2 separate regions of the Homo sapiens genome follow, and region 1 is linked to region 2. A link is a loop called in an ENCODE intact Hi-C map of the cell type or tissue named here. Cell type or tissue: HCT116. All regions are shown on one strand. Each heading gives the region's core, and the rest is flanking DNA. Links, peaks and the distances in the headings are about the cores only. Region 1 has its middle 190 kb from the start of ATP5MC3. Region 2 overlaps LOC107985962 (a long non-coding RNA gene).

Evidence for each region. Hi-C counts contacts between places; a loop is a spot of excess contacts. Peaks named below come from ENCODE experiments on the same cell type or tissue, not always from the same donor. Only the 100,000 strongest peaks of a DNase experiment are listed, where the experiment ranks them.
Region 1: it touches region 2 in a loop (6-fold over the local background); 29 of 110 quality-filtered maps call a loop at or near these places.

Annotation. Positions count from the first base shown.
Region 1 is chr2:175,363,252-175,371,596 of GRCh38, forward strand. No RefSeq gene overlaps it. Among named protein-coding and RNA genes, the nearest start is that of ATP5MC3, 190 kb to the left of the region's middle. In HCT116, for the core only: a CTCF peak has its summit at 3,692; a DNase peak (open chromatin) is centred at 3,700.
Region 2 is chr2:175,686,205-175,694,549 of GRCh38, forward strand. All of the region lies in intron 3 of LOC107985962 (a long non-coding RNA gene), which reads right to left. Among named protein-coding and RNA genes, the nearest start is that of LNPK, 310 kb to the right of the region's middle. In HCT116, for the core only: a CTCF peak has its summit at 4,106 (motif pointing right); a DNase peak (open chromatin) is centred at 4,077.

The sequences.
Region 1 (8,345 bases), core at 300-8,299, 320 kb before region 2:
TATTACATTAGACTAATTGCTACAGAGCCTGTCTTCCCGATTTAACTCACTTCCATTTATCTCTTGGCATTGTCTTCCAAACATTCTTGCCACTGGAATTTAGATAACTACCATTTTATATATTCAAGCTACATAAAATGAGCAATCTTTTTTTAATGATCTCTGGTTGCTTTTCATTGCAAGCGATCTTGGGGGCAGGGGAAGGAATGAGATGTACAATAAACCGTCTATCTCTAGTATCTCTCAGCTTTGAAGCACATTCTGAGTACACTTATGTGACCCTTGGCAAGTTAAATCTTTTTGATGCATGTAATAAAATGTTGTTTGGGGCAATAGCTGATTTCCAAAATTATATTAGGCATAACATAAGGCTGTGGCAAATTGTCTCCCTATTTTTCCTTGCTTGAGCTCACAAATGGGATTGGGAAAGCGTTGGAGTGTTTTATTGTATATCATATCAGGTATAAATAGACAGTACACTGCACCATAATGTATCTCTATGTAGCTCATAGCAATATCTGCCTGTGAAATAATAAAGCACAGGACTGTTGGTTTCCAGAAAATTGCTCGAAAATCCCTTGTCACGTGTTATTGGCAGCAGCTTCTCCTCTCCAGTCTCCAGCTGTCCAGTGGGGTGTGCCAACTCACAGCAGGACCTGAGGACTGTTTGCATTGAACGGTGGCACAGAGCTTTATGGTGATGTTCCTTGTATATTGTGCACTTGCAGACAAGTAGGCTTTCGGAGACTCAGCAGGAGCATTCTAGTGTTTATGCTGAGGTGGTTAGCTAGTGGGCAAATTGCTATTATTCAGAAACGTGTGGCAGAGGAAAATGTATTGCATTATGTTTTCTATCAATATTATCTTAATGCTGACCAATAACAGGCCTCCGTTCAAGCTGACCCTTCTTCCTGACTTTTCTCTTATGCGTAATTAGATTGAATGGAATTTAGTGGAGACGTTTTCTTGGGAGGAGAAAGAGGCTTTTTTTGCCCTATTGCAGCTGCGTCTCCCCAATCTACCCCCCACCTCTACTCAGCAATGCCTCCCCCTCGTTCCCCCGACAACTCCTGAGATAACATTAGTTTAGCATTCTACTTTCAGACTAAAAAGATTTGGTGTTTCAGCTGTTCCAATATATGTTGACTACTGACTAATGGATATTTATTCCACTTTATTGCTTTCTATAGGCAAAATTCAAACAAAAGGAATTGGATTTTGCTAATAGCACTGAGCGGCATTGGCATTTTTTGACAGTAGTAAGGATAATCATAATCCCACACATGGAGATGAGGCTTGTAGCCTTTCAAAGCACTTTTATATATATCATCTCCCTTGATTTTCATGTATAACACAGTCAGGGGAGGAATTATAATGCCCACTCGATAGATGAGGAGAAACAAAATAAAGAAAGAGGTTATAAAATCCACTTATGGCAGAGCTTGGATCATTTTGTTCTTTGAACTTTCTGACTTTTGCCCTTTGTTCTTTCCTCTGAACAAAGTGGTTTTATTCCTTATAATACTATTTCCTTTTATCATTAAAGTTTGCAGAAATACTGCCTGTACAGGGCACTCATCCTGCACCTCTCTGAGCTGGATAAAACAGTTGTCAAGAGCCAAGAGAGTGTGGTAGAAATGTTATTAAGTCTGTTATTTGTAGGATCATTATCTCGCTCCAAGTGTGCATTCCAGAAGTGTACTTTGTTGGGCATTGCTGGATGGCCCAGGAAGTTATCACAGAATGTAGCCTCGAGCACTCTGTATTTAAAAATCATCATTCAGTTATTAACTCTAGCAGTAAAGACAGTGCATATGTTCCAAGAAAACTACCTTTAAAAAAAACCCTCCAGGGAAGGTGGTGACAGAGGCAACGATGCTGGGATTAGAATTTAGGGGTTTCCCTTCTCTGATGTCTACATCACTAGGCCCTGTAGCTTTCTGACCTTTTTAAAATTCCATCCTCTCACCCCCACCCCAGTCACACACTCAGAACTCTACACCAAAAATGCACTGCTTCTGTGCTGGTTCTATTAGGCCACATTCACTTGGGACCTTTAGAGAGAAGGAGATGAATGTGTTTCCTAAAGGGAGAGCTCAGATCTCACAGGACCACAGTCCACATTCTTTTCCCAATCATCTCCCCTCTCAGTCTTCAGCCTGAGGGATTAAGTCTGAGCTTTGCAGTTAGAAGCAGTTGCATGTAGCAGAATAAAAATATTTTCTCCATTTCAAATAAGATTAGGAAGTCAACACAAATAAATTACACATGCATGTAGGATAGGCTGGTATGGGCAGCAAAGAAATAAATGATCATCAAATAATCATAGTGTGTGAACAGGACTTTGTATTTTATGTTGAGCTCACTGGTATCAGATTTTTATGCTCTACACTCAGGACCTCTCCTATGCTTGGAGCTTCAGCTAAAGTCAAGGCAAAGATTGCATTTTGAGGAGGAGATTGTGTGTGTGTGTGTGTGTGTGTGTGTGTTTGTGTGTGTATCGGGGAGAAAGTAGGAGGAAGGCAGAAGAAATAGCAATTTAGTTTGAAAGAAATGGAGAAGAAAACAAGTATAAAAATATTACCAAAACCAGTAACAAAGGTGATCAAGAACTGACTGTGTCTGTAATTATTTTCTAGGTTTTTTTCCATTAGCATTATTTTTGTCTAATGTTATTAAATTATTTTTATATTATATGAATATGCCAATTAAGGGATATGGACATTTCAAGACTAGGCACAAAGGCATTTTTCATCTGGTAAGTGATGAGTTTTGCTTCTTTAGAACGTGTGGCCAGGGTAGAAATTCTTAGTGTTTTTAAAGCAACTATTTGAAATAGCTCATTCACGCGGCCATTAGTCTTTTCAAAATTTATTTTTAAGGTAGCTGTGGAAAATAAAGAGGAAAAACACTGGGCAACATTCAAAATAACATTCTCAGACAATCCTACCACCTGAAATGAATGATTTATGGTACATTTGGCATTCTCTACTACCTTTTACATTATACTTACAATATAAACTGTAGCTCTTTCATCTTTTAAGCTGTCAGACTAATTTCAATATGCACATTGAAAAATGTGCTGAGGTGTTTAAGAGGTAGTCAATTCTTTATTATAAATTAATTTTTCCTTTATAATTTGAAATCAGAATTTTAAACATTCAGAGGTTCTAAACCAGTAACTCTTAGTTTAAGCAAGGTACCTTTTAAGAGCCCTGAAAAACCTAGTTATGTGTTAAACTCTATCTTAGAAATCTTGAAAAGCATAGGATATTGTTTTTAAAAGTGGACATGTGGAGTATATGTTTTACTATCTAACGCTCAGAGTTTTGAACTGTGTGAATGCTTTGCCATATTTTGATCAATATGTATTTATATAACAGCAATGCTGCATGTATCCCTATTGTGTGTTGTCTACTGAAAATGAATGGCCCTAAAATTACAGGAGGTCACATACTTTTTTTTTTTGTCATTTGTGCTGCCTTCTTATTTGGTGATGTCATATACAAACACAAAGTACAGTAAATACACACACACATTTGCTTTCATAAACTGATTAATCAATGTGCAAAAATTGCTAAAGGCATCGCTTTCTGCTCTACTGGAACCCCAAGGAGCCCAGCAGACGCGGATCCAGTTCTGTTCGCTAGGATGTCGGGCTTCGAATTCACTGTCTGAGTCTCACCAATAGGGGTCTCCAGTGTACCACAGAACTATTTACACCACTCCATTATGATTATTTACAGTATGCTGTACATGAAGACAGAAGCAAAGGGGCAGAACAGATTTATATGGGCTGGGGCTGATACTGGATTTATTCAAGGAGTGAAAGGGTGACGTCACAAGTTACAAGTGATGAGGAGAAGCAAAGACACATCTAGGTTTGGTGTGAGAACACCCTTGACCTAATGGTGTGGACATGATCTGCCTGATCTGACTGTGCCCCAAAGAGAAAAAAGAATATCCAGGCAGCTACAGTGGTATTTCCTGATATTTAAATATGTGTCTTTGTTTGGATGAAACAGCTAGAGGAATGAATGATTTTTTTCTGTCCTCATTGGAATCTTTTGGGAATGGGCTGAAACTCTAAATATCAACCATGAAGCTGCTTCATGGTAGTTTTTATGAAGTTATTTATTTTTTGTGAGACTGTAGGTATTGAAACTGTCTCCCCCTGCCATCTCAGATAAAGAAGGTAAGAGCAATTACCCTCCAAAAAGAGAAATTACAATTGATCATAATTGAATATAAAGTTTAGGTCACATTTAGAAATACCAATACTGATTCACAATATATAAAGCATGTCATAACATTCTTTGTTTTTATGCATCATGGAATTCCTTTATGCCATCCATTCTAGAAAAAAATTACATTTTAAAAGCCTTGACTAACAGGACATTTCTGGAGTTTTAGGTAGATCTATTTGTGTAGAATAGGCAACAGATATTCAAAATGCCTTTCTCATCATTCATTTATTTATTCAACAAACATTTATTTAGGCCATGCTTCGTGAAGTCACTCAGTGCCTAAAGGAAAATAGCTCTCTTCAGAGAGTGCAGTCTAGTAAATGATAAATAAAAAAGAAATTCTAATAGAAAACAGATTGGGCTAAGAGTTAGCACTGAGGCAAAAACAAGGTACTGTGAAAGGAAGCCAATTAAACAACTAATTCTAAGAGAGGAGGTTGAATGTGGTCAGAAAAATGAGTTGGCTTTTGAGATGCGTTGTGAAGTTTAGGATTGTGATGAGCTATGCTGGAGAGAAGAGCATTCCATGTGTGAAGAGTTGGAGGCTGTTCATGGAATGAGAAGTTATGTACAGAAACTGTGGAAGCTTTGTAAGATGTGTTGGCTTGTTCTGCCTGAGAAAGGAGGATAGGGGAAGCTACAGAGGATGGAGACTGCGTTGGTGAAGGTGAGATAAATTTAGAGGTCAGGGTTGTGAGAGGATAGAAAGAAACCCAGGCAAATATAGAATATGTATTAATTTTTAGAAATCAAAGTCAGGAAGCTTAGGAGGATTGTCAAGATGACCCCACTGGGAGAGAGCCCATGGCTGTGTAAAGGCTTATTCAGTAAACTCCACATGACCAGCACCATTATGGTTGATTTTATTTTTCCGCATTTAGGTGTAGTTAATTTGCTCTTCTCAGGTTTAGAAACAGGACACTGATGGTAATCCATCTATGTCACCCTAACTAGCAGGATGACTTGGAGTTAGTCCCTTCTGTCTTCCCCAGATTAGTTTCTTATCCATAAGATGAGAGATTGTATTAAGCTTATAGCTGAGGTCTCCACCAGCTCTTAAGGATCTTGTGGATCAAAGTGAGGCTGAAGTCACATTTAGGCATATCCCATGGGACAAAGGAGTTCAGAAGAGGTGCATATTTTAAAAGGAAATACCACGATGGACACAAGAAATTCTATTTCATGGTTTATGTGAGACAGATAAAAGCTACCGAGCAACAAATTTGACTAAATGAATACCAAAAGGGCTGAAGGTCAGAAAACAATACTTGCAAGACATGAAAACAAGACTAAAGTATCAGAGATGAATACTGTGGAAGATTCTAAACTCCCAGGGAATAGTTGAGTAAATACAACGAAACTGCACGTGAGCAAAACTCTGATTTCATATACAACTTCCTATCAGCGAGGCTTTTGATTCAGTCAAAATTAAGTTGCTAACACAGGGAAACAAATGAGGGTAGAGTGATTAATTCTGACTTAAGGAATCACAGAAGGTTTCCAGGAAGGGATAACAGTTGATTCCTACCACTAATAATGAATTGTGATTTTATAGGTGGAGAGTGGAGGGAAGTGCACTTTGAGTTAAAGGGCCAGCATGATCCAAAGATAATCAGAACCATGGAGACCCCTTGGTACTGGCAAGTTACATTGAGAAGCAGAGGAAAGCTGCTTGGGTGGATAGATAACAAAGGAGAAGATTTTCCTAACTCAGTATTGGCTAGGCAAATAGATGCCAGCTATCCATCTGTAACATCTATGATATTCTTGGGCACTTAGATGATGAAAGACACCAGGACAGTGGGAGGAAATGACAAGCAGAATTTGAAATCTAATAACCTTTCAAGTTGTAAAAATGGCTAGTAAGAATTGGAACAATCTTTAATAGGGATATAATGTGTGTGAAGTGCATGGGAAAAGAAATCTCAAATGAAATTTAGAAAATGATTCACTATGCACATGAAACAGGAAATTATCTGACGTTATAAAGTTGAACACGAATCAATAATAAAATTATAACACTGTTCCAAGGGCCATATTCTGTGGCCCCAGAACCTACGGGTGAGAGAGGTTTGAAAGAAGACTCTTCAGCTACACCAGTCCCCAAATTCTTTAGCTTCAGATACAATATAGACACATCACTTGCCTATTTCCACTCTTTGGTAAACATTGTCATGGAAAAATACATACATAAAGCTAAGTTAGAAGTTTGTAATTTAATTTGTTTATGACAACATTGATTGTAAATACCACAGATGCTTGTAAAAAATTCAGTATAGGGCTTAGTTTGAGTTTGGGAGTGGGAAATGATGTTAAAAGAAAAAAAGAAAAAAGTACTATGTCTTTGATTTATCTATCATTTTATGCAAAGTAGAAAGATACAAATAAATGAAAGTATCAAAAATGATTAAAGGCACAGAAAATGGGTGCTCTGAAAGAATATACTCATTGTGATTACGTAACTCAGAAAATAACTGAAGGGTGTTTCAATAACACTGTATGGGAAAGTTTTTCAACAAAACTAATGGTCAATTTTTAAAATTCGATTTAACTGGAAACATCCTCAAATTGCAGACTGACCGATATTGAAGTTAGTTGAAAAGATGCAGCTTTTGTTAATAGAAATGATTGTTACATTTAGGAATTGGCCCAAGACAACACCTGGAAGTCAAACTGCCTCACTTTGAAATATTGGCTATTCTGCCTGGCAGCTATACACTTAACTTCTCTGTGTCTCTGTATTTTTATCAGTAAGAAGGAGATAAAAAACTACTTTTCATTTCAAAGGTTTTTGTGAGGATTAACTGTATTAATAAAATAAAAGGACAGAACAATTCTGGAATATAGTAAATGCTTAATAATGATTAACTCTTATTACTATGACTTGAACCTAATTGGTGCTCATTGAATATCTATTGATGGATTACCACAGCTACTTCTGCCAGCTTTTTATGTGTAAAAAAAAAATCTTTTTTTTTTTTTTTTTGGCATGGTTTAGTTAGATCCTTGCCTGAATTATATACTGCCTTGGTGTATAGTCTTTCTTTTTTAAACAGATGTGTAGTAGATATGCACAAAATACTTCTGGATGTTAAAAGGCAAAATTAAATAACAAAATATTTGACAACTCAGGGTGAAAATAGCCTCTGATTATTAATTGAAGGCACTGAAAGCATTTTGAGGGGCCGGTCTATACTTCTGATTGCCAAGCAAGCAGGGAGGTGACTGTCTCAAAGCTTCGGACGTTTTGAAGCTGGGGCCTGGCTCCGTAGTCTGTGACAATGCACAATGGTTGATGAGTTAGTTCTGGAGGCTTCTGAATTTTAATGATGCTGGAGATGATATTGTGTGTCCTTCAGCTTGTTAGAGTGACACCAGCACTCCATAAATCATAATACCTGTGTATTGTAAAATCAATAGCCAAGTGCTATCTCAGCGCTAACCCTTAATAAGTTTTTCACAGCTCTAACAGCTTAAACTTTGCCGTAATGCCATTGGACCTGTAGGTTAGGATCAGAGCATGCTTAATTTGTTTTGTAATAGAGACTTTTCACTAATGAAGGACCGATTAGTTAAGCTTTGGTTGCCACTCTGGTGATCAGTTGGCAGAACAGCCTCTGCAATTAAACTCATGTATCTCTGTCCTGAAGCAAAAAAGCAGGCTTAAACAGTCAATAAATGTTAATCCAGTCACAACCTGTCTCTGCCTTTGAAGGCTGCCCATGAGGGTTTTTTCCCCTACATCACATTTTTTTCATCTTGTTTTAAATGTGGTGGTCCCCATGGAGTCTGGATGTGGCGTGCATGACCTCCCATGGTCCTGTAATAAGATCTGGCATGCTAACAACATTGGCTACAGATCTGTCATCTATAGGTCTGTCTGTCCCTCCCCCTCCCTCATCTCCTTATCTAAGGTTGAAGAATAAATGAGCAATTGAAGCACATGGGACCTCTAGATGAAATTGGGTAAATATGTATGCAAAGTGGAGGGTGTGCTTTTGTGTTGCTAGGACATATATTATGGTCTCTCCTTCCCACTTTCACTACACACATATGTGGTCAGTATGGTAAAGGAAAGCTGTTTCCTTATTTGCTTTT
Region 2 (8,345 bases), core at 143-8,142:
TGCCTTGCCTGGCCTGCTCTGGCCACCTTGACGCCTCACAGCAGCACCAGGTCTGGAAAGCACCGGAACCCGTATGTGTTGAATTAATATAAAATAAACTTTATAAAGCATAGTGCTTTAGAGAGGTAGTGTTAGCAAAGACATGTCAAAATGTTCACTTGGGGTTGAACAGCAGGACAAAATAAGATATGTTACCAGCTCGAATGCTTTTATATATATAAAAAGATCTATGGAGTCCTTTTAAGTTACAAATGATGACTTAAGCTATTTAACAAAAAGGTTGGTTTTAAACAACAAAACAAAACAGAGGAGGTACAATTGATGATTTTTGTTTTAACAAGCTGAATTCCTCCTGGCTTCTCCTGGCTTAAGTCGTGGTTTGTGTTACCAACCAAAAAAATTATAAGCAGCTAGTGCAATCGTGGTTTCGATAAAACTCTCTGAAGTAATGATGATCCCACCTTATTTAGACAAGTCAGGGGTCAATATGGCCTTATTTGCTTCTGTTTTTCATTAGTGGCACTCTCTCTGTGTAGCATCACACTTCCTACCAGCTCCTTGAATACACAGAGGATTCATGCTTCAGTTCTGCATGTATTAAGAATGCAGCCATAGCAACTACTAGCATTAATGAACTATTTGCTTATGCAGTAATAATTAACTTCCATTACATTACTTTGTGTGATTACTTTCTTAATTGCCTGAATTATGCATCCATTTAATATTTAATAACCATTCTCAGAAATCAGACACTGGTAAAAAACAAATTGCTCACAGTTTCCTTGCAATAATTAAGCTCACAAGAATAAATGAAACCTTTTAAAAACAAATGCCTTGTGATTATATCCTTGCATGTAGAACAAGATCCTAAATTAGTTATTTATTAAATCTAAATTTTAGTCCAAATAGTGCATTTTTCATTTTCACCTCGGGAAATCAACCTGCACAGTACCTGATTTCAACAACAGAATTAAGTGCCTTCTATTTTCTTTGGGAGTCACAAACTGCGTTAATATTTATTACCATGCAAAATTCAAAAGTACTTAAAATATTGTGTGTTTATATTTATTTCAACTTGGCATCTCTTTTACACAAGGTAAGTAAGATGTTTAGGTGGAGATTAAAGTGTTATGAAACGAGATCAATAGCTCTCCATTAAGATGGGCTATTGTGAGCCTCCCCATTATTCTGCTTCCTAACCACCCCGCCCCTGACACACACATACTCACACACAAACCCAAGCCCAACCATTCACCTCAGTGAAAACACACATATGCAATCTGTTTTTAACCAAGCAGAAGGAGACTCATGGCAATTTATCCTCATACATTTTCACTCACAACCAGGCAGTTTGATCTTGCCTTTCCAACTCGCCAGCTAGAGCTCTTAGAACCCCCGTGCCCTTCTGCTGGCACCCAAGCAAAGCCACATGCTGATTTGCAAAGTGATAATGCTATTATCCTATTGTACATCAGCTTCAGTTCCCTCCGGCTTGCAAAGTCATCACTGTTTTAACAAATAAAACGTGCAACTGCTTTATCGCGGGTTTTCTTGGTGAATAGATTCTATTGAATCTGGACAAGACAGCTTTCTTTTTTTTTCTTCCTGGGACTGCATCTGCAAAATTGTTCTGCCATTCCACATTGATTATGGCAGCTATGTACAGACGTGTTTATCTGAACCATAACCATGTTAGGCTTAAGCTACAGGGACACTGGGATATTATTTACCCACTGTTACCCTGTGCATACATAATATACACAAAATAATGTGTGTCGCATGAAAAGAGGGAGGGAAAGTTTAAAGCATTTTGTACCAAATGGGCTCATCCAGAAAAATAAGTGCAGCCTAAGAAATTACATATGGAGTGCCAAGTGAGTAACTGAGATGAACCATTTTCCTACCAGCGAGGAGAATCTTTTTCCAAGGCATGGAAATAGCCATGGGGAAGGGGTAGCACTGGGGACGGGGTTGATTTGTGGAGAAAAACTGGAGTTTAGGGTGTTGCAAGTCAACAATGGCTGTTATTCTGAGTTTCTAAACTGAGCTAAATTGATGCCAATCTTGCTGACTGTTGTTACAGTGGGCAGAGTCATTAGGATTTGCTTTTTAAATGATCTCTCAGCCTGTAAGGCTGAGAGCTGCTAGCAAGGCAAGGTTAGAGAGAAAATGATAGCAGTATGTTGATGCTTCACAGACCTCATGATAGTTTCCGTCTGTCATTATTTACGTCTGACTAGATGCGTCATGTCAGCTACCTAGAAGGCACTTTAATATGAAGCTCTTGTTTGCCTCCACTCTTGCGCAGCCAGACTGGGATACTATTATTTTTGCATCACTACACTTAGGTGAAGCTTGCTTCAATCTTTCAGTAATGACACACAAAAGAAGTAAAAATGGTTGTGTCCAAGTTATTATACATGCTTGTATTCTAACAGGCCTCGTCAGCATTGCTCAGAAAAAGAAAAAAGTGAATTTAAATCAATAAACAGACATTTATTAAAAGGTCAGCTTAATTCTATTTGTTCCAGCTCCTTTGCCAACATTTTAGGTAAAACTATTTTTCTTTGGCTTTGGATTAGTGTCATTGTTATTGGATGGAATCACTTAGGGGGAAGCTATAGAATGAATATTTGATCAAATTTGCTCATGTTGCTTAATATCATCTTATATCATTTTTATAAATTTTATCAGCATCACTGTAAATAAATCCACATGAAAAGCTTTCATTTTGTATCTATATTATTGGCATCACTAAGGACACATTTTTAAACAATGTGCATTTATCTGAAAACTATATATAGAGAGAGAAAGGCCTAATAACAGTGATTCTGAAATCCAAGATGGCTATTTTATACATCAGAAAAAAAATACTATTATGGCAAAAAATGAACGAGGATATTGATGTTTTCTTTCATCAAGATTGTCTTAACAAATGAAGCTACCACTATTCTATAACTGTCCCTAGCAGAGAAAAGAAATGTTAATTGAAGATATTCTAGAATGTTGAAATTTATTGACACCATTTCATACTGAAAACTGCAACATAGTTTTAGCAGGAGGCACATTTTAACAATGCCAAAATATTCTAGGTGACTTTTTCTTTGTGCTTTAAAAAATATAATAAATATAAGCAGATTTTAGTATGAATGAAACAATCTACAAATATATTTGTAAATACAAAAGCATATAAAGATATACAATACATCAGTAATAACACATAAACAGTTTGCAATTTTTTATATGCATAATTTAGTACAAAGGCTTGAAAAGGTACAATTTTAAAAATAAAATAACTCACATAGACTCATGTAGACATTTTTTAAAATGTGCCTTAGGAATGACATGTTTATAAAGTTTCCACCAAGATTCTATATTTAAACAGTAAATAGCATTGTCACATCCGGAAAATGAGTTATTACTCTGAATTAAGAAATTTAGATAATAGAGAGAAAAAAATGCACAACCATTCTGCCTTCTGAACTTTAAGCATTTAACAGAATATCATGACTGCTGCAGTGTTAACTGAACAGATTTCTATCAAAAGTCTGGGGCATTCTGAATTAGCTGGAGATGGCTAGTACTTGATCTCCTTATTTTGACAGAATAAGTGCTTATATTCTTGAAGTCTTCACAAGCCATGTAAGCATAAAAGTGTGATGATGGAGATCTCTTTTCCGTTTTAAAGATCAGATGCCAGCTTCATGAGATGATATTTTCAGGTTGATGCATTTGTGTTTGTGGCATATTTTTATAAATTTCAAGTATAATGCTTTGTCAGGACTAAATGAAATGCCCTGTGCATACATATATATACATGCATATATATACACATGTATATATGTGTGTATATATATATGTGTGTGTATATATATATTAGAATGCCTTATAATTTGCATTTTTAACCACTGGGCTCTCATAAACTACTATGACAAATACAGTAATTTGAAATGGAATCAATCACATTCTCTCAATCCCTTAAAATGTTTAAATAGTTACATTACAGCACATATGTTAAAATACTTTTTTACAAAATGGTTTGCCCAAGGCATTTTTCTTACCTCTTGCCCAAGCTACATGTGAGTTATGGCAAAAAATGAACAGTAGGTGGCAGTCAAACCACTAAACTGCCTCAAAGCTTCATTAACCTTAGACTCTTGTTAAGAGTAATAGGAAAGTAGTGTATTTTTCCATTTTAAAGAATTCATTTTATAATTAATCTTGAAATACATTTCTAAGGTCCCAAGCTGCTGAAATAGTGAGCTGATTGCATCCTTAAGCGAATGAGCTCAGATAAAAGTGATTTAATTCAAGAACCATTTCTGCTTTGTCTCTGTGACTTTTTTCCCCTTCATTTCTCTGTTATTACTGTTTTAATGTGGGTCTTTATGCAGTTGTAGTTGTGGACATGATCAGCACATTCTTGGGCTGAAGCCCAGGGCTGTGTAAGCCGTGCCTGCATATCTTCATGCACGTTTTAAATAACCTGCAAGAGCTATTTCCTCCCCTGATCTTACAGACCACACGAATATAGTCCCTTTCTGTGCATCAGAAGATAAACTAGTTTATAGGAAGAAAATCCTAGAGAAGTAACTGAAACACAGAAAGAACATCCTCAAAAGCAGAGGATTGTGAACAACTAAATTTTCAGACAATGGAAGTAAAAATTATTAGTGTGAAGTACCTTTGGAGGCCATGTTATCTACATTACAGGAAGGGCTTCATCTGTTGTGCTCACCATGGTCCTCACGGTTGAGAACAGCATGCCAGGCACACAGTAAATGTTCATTAAATATTTTCTGGACGAATCAATGAGTGGCCAAAATCCAAGTCCCACTCATTTCTCAGATAGTCTATCCTGAAACTTTTTGCTACTGTCTCAGCTCTTCACAATGATAAAGCTACATTCTCACTCTCCACTGCTGTCCTTTCTCCAAATGTTACTGTTAATCACTATCATTGGGAACTGACATGGCACCACTAACACAACACAGCAGGACACAATTCTAGTCTGGTCGATTTGGAATGTAGATGATGCCTTTCCATTGTGTTACTGGCCACAATTGTTTCTAAAAATCTAAGTTCATGCTACAGAAAGAGCAAACTATTTAAGTAGTATTGGCCTAAAAGCTAAGTCAACTTGATCAACATATTTACCTGCCCATGCTGTAGTTTCCTCATCTGAAATCAGAAAAAAACAGAGCCTACTTTATAGAGTTATATGTGTTTCAATATTGTTATTATTATTATTATTATTATTTTCAAAGGCTTTTTCTGCATCTATTGAGATAATCATGTGGTTTTTGTCTTTGGCTCTGTTTATATGCTGGATTACATTTATTGATTTGCGTATATTGAACCAGCCTTGCATCCCAGGGATGAAGCCCACTTGATCATGGTGGATAAGCTTTTTGATGTGCTGCTGGATTCGTTTTGCCAGTATTTTATTGAGGATTTTTGCATCAATGTTCATCAAGGATATTGGTCGAAAATTCTCTTTTTTGGTTGTGTCTCTGCCCGGCTTTGGTATCAGGATGATGCTGGCTTCATAAAATGAGTTAGGGAGGATTCCCTCTTTTTCTATTAATTGGAATAGTTTCAGAAGGAATGGTACCAGTTCCTCCTTGTACCTCTGGTAGAATTCGGCTGTGAATCCATCTGGTCCTGGACTCTTTTTGGTTGGTAAGCTATTGATTATTGCCACAATTTCAGATCCTGTTATTGGTCTATTCAGAGATTCAACTTCTTCCTGGTTTAGTCTTGGGAGAGTGTATGTGTCGAGGAATTTATCCATTTCTTCTAGGTTTTCTAGTTTATTTGCGTAGAGGTGTTTGTAGTATTCTCTGATGGTAGTTTGTATTTCTGTGGGATCGGTGGTGATATCCCCTTTATCATTTTTTATTGTGTCTATTTGATTCTTCTCTCTTTTTTTCTTTATTAGTCTTGCTAGTGGTCTATCAATTTTGTTGATCCTTTCAAAAAACCAGCTCCTGGATTCATTAATTTTTTGAAGGGTTTTTTGTGTCTCTGTTTCCTTCAGTTCTGCTCTGATTTTAGTTATTTCTTGCCTTCTGCTAGCTTTTGAATGTGTTTGCTCTTGCTTTTCTAGTTCTTTTAATTGTGATGTTAGGGTGTCAATTTTGGATCTTTCCTGCTTTCTCTTGTGGGCATTTAGTGCTATAAATTTCCCTCTACACACTGCTTTGAATGCGTCCCAGAGATTCTGGTATGTTGTGTCTTTGTTCTCATTGGTTTCAAAGAACATCTTTATTTCTGCCTTCATTTCGTTATGTACCCAGTAGTCATTCAGGAGCAGGATGTTCAGTTTCCATGTAGTTGAGCGGTTTTGAGTGAGATTCTTAATCCTGAGTTCTAGTTTGATTGCACTGTGGTCTGAGAGATAGTTTGTTATAATCTCTGTTCTTTTACATTTGCTGAGGAGAGCTTTACTTCCAAGTATGTGGTCAATTTTGGAATAGGTGTGGTGCGGTGCTGAAAAAAATGTATATTCTGTTGATCTGGGGTGGAGAGTTCTGTAGATGTCTATTAGGTCTGCTTGGTGCAGAGCTGAGTTCAATTCCTGGGTATCCTTGTTGACTTTCTGTCTCGTTGATCTGTCTAATGTTGACAGTGGGGTGTTAAAGTCTCCCATTATTAATGTGTGGGAGTCTAAGTCTCTTTGTAGGTCACTCAGGACTTGCTTTATGAATCTGGGTGCTCCTGTATTGGGTGCATATATATTTAGGATAGTTAGCTCTTCTTGTTGAATTGATCCCTTTACCATTATGTAATGGCCTTCTTTGTCTCTTTTGATCTTTGTTGGTTTAAAGTCTGTTTTATCAGAGACTAGGATGGCAACCCCTGCCTTTTTTTGTTTTCCATTTGCTTGGTAGATCTTCCTCCATCCTTTTATTTTGAGCCTATGTGTGTCTCTGCACGTGAGATGGGTTTCCTGAATACAGCACACTGATGGGTCTTGACTCTTTATCCAATTTGCCAGTCTGTGTCTTTTAATTGGAGCGTTTAGTCCATTTACATTTAAAGTTAATATTGTTATGTGTGAATTTGATCCTGTCATTATGATGTTAGCTGGTGATTTTGCTCGTTAGTTGATGCAGTTTCTTCCTAGTCTCGATGGTCTTTACATTTTGGCTTGATTTTGCAGCGGCTGGTACCGGTTGTTCCTTTCCATGTTTAGCGCTTCCTTCAGGAGCTCTTTTAGGGCAGGCCTGGTGGTGACAAAATCTCTCAGCATTTGCTTGTCTGTAAAGGATTTTATTTCTCCTTCACTTATGAAGCTTAGTTTGTCTGGATATGAAATTCTGGGTTGAAAATTCTTTTCTTTAAGAATGTTGAATATTGGCCCCCACTCTCTTCTGGCTTGTAGGGTTTCTGCCGAGAGATCCACTGTTAGTCTGATGGGCTTCCCTTTGAGGGTAATCCGACCTTTCTCTCTGGCTGCCCTTAACATTTTTTCCTTCATTTCAACTTTGGTGAATCTGATAATTATGTGTCTTGGAGTTGCTCTTCTCGAGGAGTATCTCTGTGGCATTCTCTGTATTTCCTGAATCTGAACGTTGGCCTGCCTTGCTAGATTGGGGAAGTTCTCCTGGATAATATCCTGCAGAGTGTTTTCCAACTTGGTTCCATTCTCCCCATCACTTTCAGGTACACCAATCAGACGTAGATTTGGTCTTTTCACATAGTCCCATATTTCTTGGAGGCTTTGCTCATTTCTTTTTATTCTTTTTTCTCTAAACTTCCCTTCTCGCTTCATTTCATTCATTTCATCTTCCATCACTGATACCCTTTCTTCCAGTTGATTGCATCGGCTCCTGAGGCTTCTGCATTCTTCACGTAGTTCTCGAGCCTTGGTTTTCAGCTCCATCAGCTCCTTTAAGCACTTCTCTGTATTGGTTATTCTAGTTATACATTCTTCTAAATTTTTTTCAAACTTTTCAACTTCTTTGCCTTTGGTTTGAATGTCCTCCCGTAGCTCAGAGTAATTTGATCATCTGAAGCCTTCTTCTCTCAGCTCGTCAAAGTCATTCTCCATCCAGCTTTGTTCCGTTGCTGGTGAGGAACTGCGTTCCTTTGGAGGAGGAGAGGCGCTCTGTGTTTTAGAGTTTCCAGTTTTTCTGTTCTGTTTTTTCCCCATCTTTGTGGTTTTATCTACTTTTGGTCTTTGATGATGGTGATGTACAGATGGGTTTTTGGTGTGGATGTCCTTTCTGTTTGTTAGTTTTCCTTCTAACAGACAGGACCCTCAGCTGCAGGTCTGTTGGAATACCCTGCCGTGTGAGGTGTCAGTGTGCGCCTGCTGGGGGGTGCCTCCCAGTTAGGCT